Linked DNA regions of Homo sapiens: region 1 is linked to region 2. Evidence: read pairs that join two places in POLR2A ChIA-PET (ENCODE). Cell type or tissue: Panc1. All regions are shown on one strand. Links, peaks and the distances in the headings refer to the core of each region. The heading gives the core; the rest is flanking DNA.

Evidence for each region. ChIA-PET counts read pairs that join two places held together with the same protein. Peaks named below come from ENCODE experiments on the same cell type or tissue, not always from the same donor. Only the 100,000 strongest peaks of a DNase experiment are listed, where the experiment ranks them.
Region 1: POLR2A ChIA-PET joins it to region 2 with 6 read pairs; 2 of 35 experiments call an interaction of 5 or more read pairs at or near these places.

Annotation. Positions count from the first base shown.
Region 1 is chr10:79,123,082-79,130,304 of GRCh38, forward strand. The region is part of intron 2 of ZMIZ1 (zinc finger MIZ-type containing 1); the gene reads left to right. Among named protein-coding and RNA genes, the nearest start is that of ZMIZ1, 58 kb to the left of the region's middle. RefSeq lists enhancers at 3,576-4,094, 6,329-6,970, 6,371-6,665. In Panc1, for the core only: no CTCF peak of the experiment used is centred there; no DNase peak of the experiment used is centred there; H3K27ac peaks cover 2,768 bases.
Region 2 is chr10:77,873,733-77,880,955 of GRCh38, forward strand. The region is part of intron 1 of DLG5 (discs large MAGUK scaffold protein 5); the gene reads right to left. Among named protein-coding and RNA genes, the nearest start is that of DLG5, 49 kb to the right of the region's middle. RefSeq lists a silencer at 3,699-3,993 and an enhancer at 4,073-5,012. In Panc1, for the core only: no CTCF peak of the experiment used is centred there; no DNase peak of the experiment used is centred there.

The sequences.
Region 1 (7,223 bases), core at 1,538-6,537, 1.3 Mb after region 2:
TGGGGCAGAGGTGAGAAGGCCCTAGCTGGCCTGGGCTGCAACCGCAGGCAAAGGCTGGCCACAGATGAGAGGGGTATCGTGTCAGGGGCATGACAAACTGTTCCATATGGCTGGCACTTCACAAAAGACACTCAAAACACTCTTGGTGGATGAGTGTGGAGGATGCTGGCAGATTGCGGCTGTGGACCGGGCTGAGGCATGGAGGTTTTCCAGCTCTGTTACCCCTTTCTTTGTGGCTTCTGATGAGCGACTTCATCTCTCTGTGCCCCATTTCCTCATCTGTAAAATGGGGAGAATATCCCTCTAGTTGGGAGGGATTCAACGAAGTAAGCCATGGGCACTCTCACAGCCATGCCTGGAGCATGGTTAGTGCTTTCTGGCACTTTCTAGCATGAAGAGTGGAGGTGGCAGTAGCGGGAGTGAGTAGGGGGTGGACTCCAGGGCTGTGGCCACACAGGAGGGTTTCCTCCACTGAGCAGCATGGTTGTGCGGTCTTTTAAGAGAAGGTGGAGAGGGAGATCAGGGATTGGGGTTGGGCTGGATTTGGATTTCATATGAGGCAATCCCAAACAGCTGTTGCTCAGAGCTCTGTGGGCAGCCACCTGGGGTGAGGGCTGCACTCTCCTCGCCAGCCCCTCCAGCCCCTGGTGTGTGGCTTTAGGCTGCCGGCATGCACACCCTAAGTTGTCAGTCAGCAGACTTCCAGGGTTACATAGGCGGTTTGGGGCTGGCCATGAAGACCTTGAATGCCAAGCCCAGCTCACAGCAGGCCTGGCCAGGGCCCAGCCCGTGGCCACACGGAGCTGGGATTCCAGGGTCCGCATATGGCATGCCTGTCAATCTTCAGCGCCAGCTGAGAATGCACACCTCTCCTCCCACTGCGTGAAATCTGTGGCCTGCAGCCCAGGCCCTCCACCCCAGCCTCTGCAGCCTGCTATGACTCCACAACCCCCACCCAAGCCTGGATCTGGGAATCGTTTGCAGCTCACTGCTTATTCCTGCCCAAGGTAGGATGCCCCTCTAGGTCAGGAGGGTGGGACTGCTGTCCTGGTGGGCCCTCTGAGCAGGACTTGTGTTCAAGCCTCAGTCCCATTAAGAACTGCTGTGTGACCTTGGACAAGTTGCTGCCCCTCTCTGAGCAGCTGTTTATTGGTCTGTAAAATCAGAGGATTGGGGTAGGTCAGGGATTACAAACTGCAGTCTTCAAGGGTGTCAACAACCCATTGAAGTTGGGACTATCCTGTTGTACAAATGAGAAAACTCAAAGCACAGAGAGGTTAAGAAACTTAGCCAAGGTCACACAGGTTATAGTGGAGCTAGGACTCAGCCCAGTTTTATCTGACACCATAATATGTGTTTTCCCTACCACAACAAACTGCCTGTCACAGATACTTGCTTGTTTGCTGGGTGATCCATTTTGTCCATCAGCCAGCTTGGTGTTGAACACTTCCTTGTGCTCCTGCACCGTGCTAGGCCCTGGTATCCAATAGTGAATCTTCAGTTGAGCTGGGAGAGCACAGCTCCAGGTCCGGAGTTCTGAGTAGAGGTCACAGTCTCCAGTGCAGGGTTGCTAGGTAGGTGCAGCTCTTTCCTCATGCTGTAGGAGGCAGCCAGAGAAGACTTCCTGGTGGAGGGGTAAGGGGAGTGGGGTTCCTATACAGAGTGGAAGAGTAGGGTCTTCCTGGGGTCTCTGCACAACTGGGTGGCATGGGTCAGGGCAGTCCGGCTGGGGAGGAAGATTCATTCAGCCACAGCTGAGGCAGCCCCTGAGGGCCTTGAATGCTAGGCCACAGAGTTTGGCCATGAACCTGCAGGGAGTGGGGAGCTAAAAGAGACTGCAGGGCAGTGGCACCTCCTTTGTGAGAGCTAGGAGGGCTGGCCTCAGCTTGCAAGCTAGGGCAAGGGTGAGGTGTGGTCCAGTCTAAGACTTAGTTCACCCAGGAACTGTGGCAGCAGGAAGAGCAAGGTTGGAGGCTTGTCCACTGGCCGGACCTTCATGCTCCACCACGGCCTCTTCAGCAACCCAGGCACCTCTGCTGGACCAGGCGCTGGGGCTTTCTACCAAAAGGGAAAGCCAGTCTTCTCAAATGCTGCAAGATAAAGCGACCGACGATGGAGCCAGGTGCCACAATCTGCACACCTCCCCCAACCCCATCTGCCATGGGCCTGACCTCAGCTCAGAGCTTGGGGCAGGCGTTGCTCAGTGACACAGTGGGATCAGAGAGGCTCAGAGACCAGCCCGGGGGCACACAGCATTCCTCATGGTGGGTACAGAGGCTAGAGCAGGTAGGCAGCATCTTTCCCAAGAGAGGTAGGTCTGGGTCTCCCTCTGGCCGTCCCAGGGTCCTGGACATGCTTCATGGATGGTGTGTGCTCACTCTGGTAGGAGTGTAAGGTTGTAAAGAGTTTCCTGGGTGTTACTTACTGAGGGCGCTTCTCCCTCCCACTGATGTTTGCCCCACTGGCTCTTTTTGAGCTCTGGAGTTTGTCTCTTTCTGGTTCATGAGCCACACACCCAGGCCACACATTGGGGCAGAGGACAGCCTTGGCCGTGCCTGTGTTCCTAGGTCTGAAGCCTCAGCGACCTTGCAGCAAGTAATAGACACTGGGTGGGGCCACAAGCGTGACATCTTTATTGGAATAAAAACAAAACCACAGCCTCTCTCTCGTGTTGGGAGGAGTGGTCTTTAGAAATCATTTTACCCACCCCACTCATGGCACAGATGAGGAAACTGAGGCCCAGAGATAGGAGGGCATGCCCCAAGGTAGCCAACATGGCGCTTCAGGCTATCAGCTGAGTGCAGGGCCACACTAAACTGTGTAGGCTACATGGGGGTGCAGAGGCTGGCAGGGGCAGGGACCAGCAGCAGCGATAGGAGCCTTCTATCTGCAGAAAGGCAGGACTGACCCTGAAGGGCCAAGGAAGCTCTGGGGACCTGTGGAGAGCCACCCAGAACTGGGACTGAGAGCTGCACGGGAACCCGCAGACCTGGCTCCGTGGAGCCGCATTTGTGTTCTGCCTCCTGCTGTGAGAGGTTCGCCACCACAAGCAAGGGCTTATCCTGTCATCCATTTACCCAGAGAGCCCCAGTGAGGCCGGGATTTGTAGGCCCAATGGTCAGGGCTAGGGGCAACGCCTCAGAGTCAGGGCCTAGTGTGAGGCTTATAAGGGGCAAGGGAGTGAAGAAATAAAGTGGACTCAGGAAACCAGGGGCTGCCCTTCCCCTCATCAGCCCCCTCTGCCAAGGCTTAGCAGAGTGTCCAGCAGGCTCAACCATCTGGGAGGCTGCTGACCACAGGCAGCATGGCATTACCTAGGGCCAGGGTCTAGGGGCTCTGAAGGCCTCAGGGGTCAGGGAGAGCTTCCTGGAGGAGGTGAGTGCCAGCTGAGCCCCAAAGAATGACCAGACTGTGAACCAAACTGAAAGCATTCCACGCAAAGGGAACAGCTGGGCCAAGACCCTGTGGCAGCCACACTGGGGCAGATAATGGGGGCTTTGTGGAGGCTAGGACTGCTCAGGGAAAGAAATGAGGCTGGAGGTGCCCCCGGGGGGTTGGAGACGGCAGAAGGAAAGAAGGTTATATTTTGCTTTTAACTTGCTAAATGCCCCTGAGTAGATCACTGCCCCACTTTTGTGCCTCAGTTTCCCTTTTATCTCCTCTGAGCTTCAGGCACCTGGGGAGCCACAGCAGGGAAGTGCCTCAGTGGAAGAGTCCGCTTCTGGAGGCTTTGAGCTGATGCTGGGGATATGAGCTGAGGGAAGTATGGGCTTCCCCAGCACCTCGGGGGCAGTTGGCCCAGAAGGCTGCTGCTGGACCCAAGGCTTCTCCCCAGTGGAGGAGAGCTGACCTAAGATTTCTGGGGTTTGCCAGGCTGGACCAACCTGAGAGGATGAGGGATTAGGTCCCTGGGGCAGCCCCCACTACAGACTAAGGACCTGGGTCCCAGGATAAAATGAGAGATGCGCCTCCCTTCTCTTTGCTGTGACCAACTCCTTCTTTCCTCCTTCTGCCTCCTTCCCTCCTGCTGGGGACAGGGAGGGGACAATATTTATTCCTTCCCAAGGCTGCAGCTGACTGATACCCTGATGCAGAGGAAATGCCATGCCAGTGCCAGGCATGCTGCCGGCGCTCTGGGTGCCTGGTGCCCTCTCCAGGTGTGGCTCCTCCCCATAGCCCTGGGCTCGGCCGGTCTGTGTTTGCAGAGCCTCCACTGACCTGCAGCGGCCTCTCTCTCATGCCTCTCCTATCAGCAGAGCGCCAGCCATGGGCTCCTTGGACTACAAGTCCCCGGGATTGCGCAAATTCCCCCAGCAGTTTGCACAGCAGCCAGCTCAGGCCCCGTCAGATGGCCCAGGTTCCTGCTCGGGAAGCCCATTCTTTTCTGGAATAATAAAGCAGCCACCCCACAGCAGGGGGTGGCAAGCTTCTCTTATCCTCACAACCCCTGACTCATGTCACCCTCATAATATCAAGTGGGCTGGGGCGGGGTGGGGAGGTGGGTGGCGTTTTCCAGAGGGGGAACTGGAGTCAGAGAAGAGAAGGCATGAGACTTGACCAGGGTCACACGGCCCAGCCAGGACTCCAACCAGGCCCCTGCTCAGCCTTTTTAGACCGAGCCAGTGTTTCCTGTTCAGGGCCATGCAGGAGGTGAGTCAGGAGCAGGCCCTTTGCAGGAGCTGCTGGGGGCCAGCAGGAGAGGCCACCAGTCTCTGTCTTCCCTCTTTGGCTCCAGCTGCTTTAATTGGCTGGGGCTGCCAGTGGCGCTGACATTTACCTGGTGGGAAGGAGGGCCTCCTCCCTCTTGAATTGAGATGCTAAAAATAACAGGGCCCAGCTTCCCAGGGCCACTGCTCAGCCAGCGCCTGCCTGCCCCCTCAGCTACCTTTTTCCTGGGTGCTGGAAGCTAATTGCTTTGCAAGCATGCAGTTCCTTGCGCTGAGAACTTCCTAGGGATTGGGACAGGAGGCATTGCATGCTCAGCTTCTGAGTCTAAAGAGGGGTCTCTGCAAGACCTCCCTCCCCTCCAGGCAGCAGGGTGATGGTCTTCTGCCTCAGGTCTCCCTCCCCCTTTTCTCCCTGGGTGCAGTACCTGTCCAGGTTGACTACTCCACCCCTAGGTGCTTGGGTGCCTTCTTTGAGCTGCCAGAGTTTCCCCTGCTCTAAGAGAGGGGGCTCTGCCCTCCTTGGAGTTTTCTAGTACTCACCTCTCCCTGCACCATACTCGACCCAGACATATGCGGTGTGGCCCTCTGCCCTCATGCTGTTCATTTTGTCATACCAGCAACCAAGAGGAGCCCAGGCTTCGGAGCTGGACAAGTTTAAATCCAGCTGTGTGACCATAGCACATTTCCAAGCCTCTCTTTTCTCATCTCAGAAATGGGCATGAATCTGACCTTTGCAGTGTTGTTGCAGAATGAATCGCAGTGGGCAAAACATGCCTGATCAAGAGTGGAGCCCCTGGGGCCAGGAGGAGGCGTGTGTACATCATGGGGCGTTCCTTTCTCTTGCTGTGTAAATAGACCCTGGAACTCAATAAATTAGATTGATTGGACCAGAAGGGGAAGGTCTTGAAGACCCAGGCTAAGGATTAGGGACTCAGTCTCCCTGAAAACAGGGTATGCTTGCCAATCCCCAGGGCACCTCCAGAGTGGCCTGTGTGTTTGTCCAGTTCTTGCCCTGGGTCAGTGTGACCATAATCATTTTGACATTGGCCAGCATCTCCCGGGCTTTGGGATCATTCCAGTGGAAAAAGTAGTTTTCAGTGCTCTATGCTTGGCAGGTGTGAGAGCCTGGGCGTGCTTAACCCATCCACACCTCAATTTCCTCATCTGAAAATGGGGATGATAATACTTCCTTCCCCGTTAAGTATTGTAAGGATTAGATTAGCAACATATGCACAGTACTTAGAAAGTCTGGTGCAGGGTAACACTTGGTATGTGTTAGCTGGTACTCATAGTAGTAAGAATAGTCTAGCAGTTGGGAGTAATAACAGCAGCCACCTGCCGTTTGTTTAATGGTTTTTATCAGATGCTGTGCCGGATGCTAAGCACTTTAAGTACATTATTTAATGTCACTCTCCCCCACCTCCCAGCAACCATACACAAGGTACTGTTATAAGCTCTGAGTTCCAGATGAGGAAACTGAGACACAGAGAGTAGTTGAACTGAAAACCAGAGTTCAGCATCAGCCCCACTAGGGTGGCCGTCCAGATTGCCTGGGACCGTCCTGGTTTTAGCATGGAAAATTCTGTGTCCCAGAAACCTGTCACTTGTGGGCAAACCAGGATGGTTGACCACCCAAGGCCTGCCTGAGTCCACTGGCCCCACTCTGAAGCCCACAGGATCCTCTTCTTGGCGCAGGGGCTTGCTGGTGCAGTCGCTCGGCCCCTTCCCACACCTCATAGGCCCCTCCCCCAGCCAGATTGTGCCTGCCCATCCCCCAGGGCCTGGCTCCAGTCTCCTCTCTGGCTTCCTCTCTTCCCTCCCCTCTGCCAGCAGGAGGGGCATGACTCATGCCTGGTGGGCTCTTTGCTCAAGGCTGTGACTGCAGTTGTCTGGTGGACTCTGAGCTGCCCCTCACCAGGCCTCAGTCTCCCTATTTGCACTGAGGGCTTTAGTGGCTTTGCTCCCAGCTTTCTGGAGACGTTCAGGAAACCTCTTCCTTGAAAGAGGGAGGGCAGAGCGAGCCCCTGCCCCCAGCCCTGGCCTGAGCAGTTGGGAGGGATCGCACTGGCCCTTCCGGTGCATTGATGGAGTGCACTGCTGACAAAGGAGAAAGGTCAGCAGGGGGACAGAGCGGAGTTGGTGGTGGCCTGCTGGCCTGCAGTGCCCTCCCACAAGATAGGGCTTCCTGGGGGAGGGGAGCAGTGCTCCCTGGGCTCTGGGTCAATTCATATTGATGCAGGCAGCTGCTGGTTCAGCAAAGCTGGGCATCCAAGCCCCCAGAGGGCTGCGGGGAGATGCCTAGGTCATCCTTGACACCTCACTTTCCCTGACCCCCACATCCAACAGTTGATTAGGCCCCCTTAACCATCTCTGGATCTGTGACCCTCTCAGCATCTCACCCCTGCTGGGGACCATCTTCCTGCTTCTGAATCCCTGAGCCCTTTCCAGCCCTCCCTGGCTTCCCCCATCACCTTGCATAAAGTCAGAATTTTGAGGCTGACATTAAGGCCCTTACTGAGCTCAGAAAGGCTGCCCAGAGCTGCCCAGGCCTTCCCT
Region 2 (7,223 bases), core at 767-5,766:
GTTCCAGCCTTGAACCAGCACACAGAGTTCTCCCTGTCCTCCAGAAGGGCCCAGGCAGAAAGGCAGAGAGCTGACGGCTCACGGTCACAGGGAGGCCAGCACCCCCTACCTCAATCCCCAGGGAAAGGAGAGGGAGACACCAAGCTGCTACTCTCTGGAGCTCTGGGGTCCCTGAAGACAGAGCAGGAAGTGCTGCCTGGGCCCCAGGAGGACAGTCACTTTCAGGGCACCTGCCACATCCTGCCGCCCTCCTCCAGCTCACACTGAGGAACCACAGCCTGACGAACCACAGCAGAATGACCGAAGGTGCCCAATCGCTCCCGGACTCACACGTGTCAGCCAGGTTTCCAACACGTGCCCCCCGCCTAGCATGGCACTGGGCCAGGTTCGGGAGAAAGAATGGCAAGCCAGGGGCTCAAGAGCCTGGAGGTTACTCATCTGCTGTGAGTAGCCTTCAGAAGAAGGCCCTTCTCTCTGAGCCAAACAATAATGATTGCAGCACAGCTGGGGCCAAACTGCTTGGAGTTAACTCCCAGCCCAGCCCCTTATGAGCTGTGTGCTGTTAGGTAAGTCACTCTGCCTCTCTGTGCTTCCACATACTTATCAGTAAAATGGGATGATAGAAGTGCTTATCTCTTAGAGCTGTTTGAGGATAAACTGATTTAATGCAGGTTGAGTATCCCTAATCCAAAAATCTCCAAAATCTGAAACTTTTTGAGCACCAACATGACACCACAGCAGAAAATTCCACACCTGACCTCATGTGATGGGCCAGTCAAAATGCAGGCGCAGGATACAGTTTATTCTGCTTCCTCAAAGGAAAAACAAAATTATCTTCAGGCTATGTGTATATAAGGTGTATATGAAATGAGAATACGTTTCACATCTAGACTTGGGTCCTATCCCCAAGATATCTCATTATGTATATGCAAATATTCCAGAATCTAGAGAAATCCAAACCCCAAAAACACTTCTGGTTCCAAGGATTTCAGATAAGGGATATTCTGCCTGTTTGTGAAAAGTGACTGAAACAGTACCTCGCATAGCCGGTACTCTAAGTGTTAGCTGGTGTTATTATGGTCAGTCCAGACCTGCAGAGGGCCCTTCCAACTCTGCTGTTCAATTCCTCAATTACCTACATGGAAAGCTGTACTAGAGTGACAAGTCACACAATCTACAAGCAAACTGCTGCACTGTATATGGCACTCTCAAGAAAAATAATAGCAGCTAATAGGTACTAAGCACTACTAAGTACTGGGACTGTGCTAAGCACTTTGCATGTATTGCCTCCATTAATTTCCATAACAACCCAAAGGTTGTCATTATTAGTCCCATTTCACAGAGGAAGAAACTAAGAGTTAGAAAAATTAATTTGCTGAAGGTCGTGCTAGGGCTACTAAGAGCACAAACAGGATACAAACCCAGGCAGTCTACCCCAGCGCCTGTGCTCTCAAATCCTACACACAATACTGCTGCCCGGCTCCACAGGGAAGAGCAGTCAGAGAGGACTTCATGGAGGCAGGGGCCTGGAGCTGGCCCTGAAAGGTGGTGGCCTTGGATAAGCACATGAGAAGCCCGATCAGCTTGCAGGAGACAACAGGCGGAACCCATTTCTCTGGAAGGGTAAGAAGTCTCAGAGCAGGGCTGGCTTGGGCCAAGGCCCCCCAGCCTCTATTCCCTGGGAATGGGCTCACCTCCTCCCTGCCCACCTCCCCACACCGAGACAACACTCAATAGGCATTCTGAGCTGAGCCACTTCCACCCAAGTGGGAAGAAAGAGAAGGAGCTGTGGCTTCATGGCCCCCATTCCATACCCATGCCTGTGCTGCCTGCAGAGGGGAGTCGCAGTGTGTGGGCAAGCCTGCACTCAAGAGCCACTCAATTCTGTGAACTGCAGAGATGAGGAAGGAGGTGACCGTGAAAGTTGCGGAGTGCTATCACCTTTGGCAGAGCCCACCTTCTCTGTTTTAAAGACCTCCTGGGATGCTGGGGGGACAGAGGGCTCATATCCTACTATTAGGCTACTAGGAAGCCTGCTTGCAGAACCATGCTCAGTTCTCAGGAGGGAAGAAAGGTGGCAGGGAAAAAAAAAAGAAAAGAAAAAACTACACTCAGGGCAGCCCCAGCCCCTCCCTAGGGGCTCGGCCTCCTACCCTTTAAAAGCACGGCCCAAGGCTACAGACACTGAAACCCAAACTGGGAAGCGGACAAGGCCCAGTATTTCAGGGAGGTATAGGTTGACCATGGCCCTGGAATGGAGCAACCACAGACACTGGCATGTCATCAAGGAAGTCCTGCTGATGCGCCTTATATGCCACCCGAGGGTGGGAAAATCCTACTCTTGGTTTGTAAGTTAAGATTTAATATTTGTTTTCCTCAACTGAGATAATGCTATAGTATTTTCCACCAAGTTTTGGAACAAGCAGCATCACTGCGCTAAAAAAAAAAAAAATCATAATGATGTGGATTCCCCCTATTTCTGGTCGTTATAAGAACTGCTCACCTATCTTTAAAAGGTAAAGGTGGCCAGGTGAGGTGGCTCATGCCTGTAATCCCAGCACTTTGGGAGGCTGAAGCAGGAGGATCACTTAGGTCAGGAGTTCAAGACCAGCCTGGGCAATATAGCAAGACCCCATCTCTCTTTTTTTTTTTTTTTTTTTGAAAGAGAGTCTCACTCTGTTGCCCAGGCTGGAGTGCAGTGGCACAATCTTAGCTCACTGTAACCTCCACCTCCCAGGTTCAAGCTATTCTCGAGCCTCAGCCTCCTGAGTAGCTGGGACTACAGGCATGCACCACCATGCCTGGCTATTTTGTATTTTTTAGTAAAGACGGGGTTTCACCACGTTGGCCAGGCCGGTCTCGAACTCCTGACTTCAGGTGATCCACCCCAAAATGCTGGAATTACAGGCATGAGCCACCACACCCAGCCAATCCCATCTTTTTTTTCTAAGAGGAAGGAAGGAAGGAAGGAAGGAAGGGAGGGAGGGAGGGAGGGAAGGAAGGGAAGGAAGGAAGGAAAAAAAAAAAGTAAAGGGGAAGGGGCATTGCCCAGATAATTGGAGATTTAACCTCAGGTATGCAGTGAGATCTGTGTGGGGTGGCAGGAAGGAAGATGATGGCTGCCGAGCTCTCTGTCCATTCTTTTTTTTTTTTTTAAACTTTATATTTTAAAATAAATAGAGACAGGGTCTCTCTTTGTTGCCCAGGCTGGTCTCAAACTTCTAGGCTCAAGCAATCTGCTCGCCTCAGCCTCCCAAAGTGCTGGGATTACAGGTGTGCGCCACCACACCTGGCTTTTGTGTCCATTCCTTAACACATTCCCTAACCCCTTCCCACTGGACTTTTGAGGCCATTTATAAAATAATGAACTAAATTGCCTGAACCTGAGAAAACTCTCGTATCAATTTTGCCATCTGTGACTCCCCTCCCTTCCCCACCCAAAATGCCCCAAGGCAAAAATATGTAAAGAGAGGGAAAACAAAACATGTGCACCCCAGAATTAAATCATTCAGTACCATGCAAGACCCTTCACTCGCTAACTACAGGACTGGTTTTGGTCTTTTTCTTTACTTTTTTTTTTTTCCTCTTTTAAGTGGCAAGTGACAGGGACTAAAAAAAAATAAAATAAAACTAGCACATAAAGGAAAGATGGAAGTTTGTTGAATTTCGAGGGATGAAAAGAGTCCACAGTTGGATAGCCTGCTTGTCTTCATCAGCGAAGCAAAGGCTCCTGGAGGCTTTGGGATGAGCACAAAGCCTGTGTCTGATGAAAGCCACCCTCTTTGTTCTGCCTCCCTTCAGAGCTGCCGGGCTGCAGGTTGGGGATGGGAGCAGGGAGGGAGGGAAGGCAGTGGGAGGACCTAAGACCATCAAACCTGACACCAGGTGGGACCACCTCTCGGTTCCTGCTTTCCATCACCAAAACCAAGCCCTGCTCCCTGCTGTCACTTCTGGCCAGACTAAGACAGTTCTGCACCTAAAAGGCACAGGAGGAGGCCCAAAGAGGGTCTGATTAAGGAGGAGGATGGGGCCATCGTGCTATGCCCTGGAAGGTGGGGGTGGAGGGGGGACAACGAACATAGCCAAGCCTGACAGCACCCACAAGGCGAGGTGTGAAGGAGTGGAGCAGCGCCTCTGCCCCGCCACCCTGACAGCACATGTCACACCAAACCCAGACAGGAAATCTGAGCAGCAGGGGCACCCAAGAGGCAGCCAAGCCTCCATTATGCTCCAGCCGGACATCCCCCGGGGGCCATGTCTGCCCTAGAATAAACTTCTGATAAGCCCCAGAAGTCACAACAGGCAGGAAGCAGCTCTCTGAAAGGCACCGGGCACCCCCGGCTCCCTCCTGCTCTGGCCCGGTGCTCAATTTCCACTAGTCAGTAAATGGAGAAGAGGCTGCCTCCCTCCCACACAGGATGGAGCGCATACCTTGCAGAGTACACTGCCCTCCACCCTCCCAGGGCAACTGTAGCAAGGCAGGCTCTGCGTCAGACCGGCTGGCTCAGGCCTGCCACTCACCAGCTGTGTGACCTCAAATAAGTTGCTTCTACTTTCTGTGCATTTCCTCATTTATAAAATAGGAAGAATAGTAGGTGATGAGAACAGAATGAGCAACGAGAGGGAAAGCCCTTAGAACAGAGCCAGGCGCACAGCAAGCGATCCACAAACACCAGCTCTCGTTACTGTTACCGTCTCACAGGCTCCTAAGGAAGGCAGGGCATGGGGTGGCCTCTGCAGTGTACACAGACAGCAGATGCTATGGAAGGGACCTGGAGGACAGTCACGCAGCCTTCCCTTGACTTCTGGAGTGTTTTGCTGGTTAGAAGCTCTGCATTGAGTACTCTGTATACTTCCCATCACCATCTCCCTCAGGAGCTAATGCTTCCCCCTCAACCCAGCCATGAGTGTCGCCTCTCAATACCTGAATACAGCTCTATCTATGCCTGTGGATAAGGAGGCTTCCTCTCCCCTCCCACCATTCCACGTGGCCATGGCAATTCCAAGCCATCCCCAGCATCCCTTATGATTTCTGGTTCTCTGGTTCACAAAGAAAAAACCAGAGCGCTCACAGTGTGCCTGGAATCATACCAGGCTTGCACCTCCACTCATCCAGTCCTGGCTCCCACCACCTACATACAGACATCAGTCAGTGCCCTGTAAAAGATGCTACGCATTGGTGGGCATGTCTGTCCCCGGAAACACAAGGCCCACTCATTCGCCAAACGCTGGGTTAATGCTGGGTGAAGTACTGGGATGCAGCAGGAAGCAAGATGGACAAATCCCTGCCCTCATGGAGCTCACATGAACAGGGTGACAGGGGCGGGGGAGAAATAAACAAACATAAACTGTATTGGGTAGTAAGTGCTATGAAGAAAAATGTTGCAGAGTTAAATGGTAGGTGGTGGGGGTGGAGAGGAGATGTGGCTATTGTACAGCGGTGGCAGGGGTCTCTCTGGGCAGGTCATCTTTCCCCAGAGACCTAGAGGAAGCGTGGAGTGCCAGAGGAGGGAATAGCAAGTGCAAAGGCCCTGGGGCCACCCCATGCGGGGAGACCTGTCTGCTGTGGGTGGAGGGACCTGGAGGAGGATGCAGATGAGGTCACAGGGGCAATAGGACAGCTCCAGGCAGAACCTTATGGGCCACACAGAGGATGCAGGGCTTTATTCAGAGTGAGACGGGAAAACTCTGGAAGGTTCTGAGTAGAGGAAAGCCATGATCTGACTTACATCTACTTAGGCTCATTAGATGATTTGTTGAATGTTGTCCACAAGCAGGGAAGCATAGAAACAAGTCAGACAGCAAACTCGCAAGTCCAGGGGAGCAATGCTGGGGGTCTGGACCAGAGTGACAAGAATGGTGTTGGTGAGAAGTAGCTGGATTTGAGGGATATTTTGGAGCTTTTCTTTCTTTCCTATTCCACATTTGGCTTGGAGCAGAGCTGAAAGGATCTGCTCATAGGCCCAATGTGGAATAGGAAAGAAAGAAAAGTCAAGGATGACTCCAGGGTTCTTGGCCTGGAAACTGGAAGGATGATGTTGGTCCTTGCTGAAAGGGGGAAGCCTGCAGGAAAAACAGATGGGGGAGGGAGTTGGGGAATCATGAGTTCCCGCGGGGCCTGGTCATGCGTGAGGTGCCTACAGACACACAAGGGAGGTGTCAGGCAGGCAGATGGATGTACAGGCCTCAAGTTCACTGACAAGGTCATGGCTAGAGATGTAATCTGAGAATTGTCAGCATATGCTTAGTATTTAAAGTGATGAGCCTTGATAAAATCACCCAAGGAAGGAGTACAGACAGCAAGGGCAGTGGAGAGGTCCAAGGAATGAACCTGAGCATGCAGGGGCTAAGGGAAGAGAAGAGAAATCAACCAAGAAGACAGAGGAGAAGTGGGTAGTGAGATGGGAGAGTCGACCACACAAGTAAAGAAACTGAACACAGCCGGGTGCAGTGGCTCACACCTGTAATCCTAGCACTTTGGGAGGCCAAGACGGGTGGATCACCTGAGGTCAGGGTTTCAGGACCAGCCTGGCCAACACAGTGAAACCCCGCCTCTACTAAAAATACAAAAATTAGCCGGCCATGGTGGCGCATGCCTGTAATCCCAGCTACTCAGGAGGCTGGGGCAAGAGAATTGCTTGAACCCAGGAGGCGGAGGTTGCAGTGAGCTGAGATTGCACCACTGCACTCCAACCTGGGCAACAGAGTGAGACTCCATCTCAAAAAATAAATAAAAACAAACAAACAAACAAACTGAACACAACTGCATGTGGTCAGGTCTTAAGAGAGGTGCTCAGATATGCCCATGTTGCTTAATGGTGAAGGTAAGACAGACACACAATCCTCCCGACTCCTGATCAAGCTGAATCTGCACTCCACCTACCCCCTGAACTTCCCCAGTTATCAAGGAGGCTGATGGAAATGAGGCAGAGCATTAGGGAGACCCTTCAGTGTATACTAGGCATCCTACATGGCACAGCTCATGTTTTTGTTGTTACACTCTACTCATATCAGGTAACATTTATTGAGTACTTGTTGCAAGAAAGGCACTATTTGTATGGATTATTTCATTTAATTCTCCCAACAATCCTACAAGGTGGGCCACTATCAACTCACCTTCTAGATGAAGAAATGTAGGCTCAGAGAAGCCAAGTAACTTGCCCAAGGCCACAAAGCTAGTAAGCAGAGGGTCCCAACTCAAGCAGGACTCTCATCCACTAACC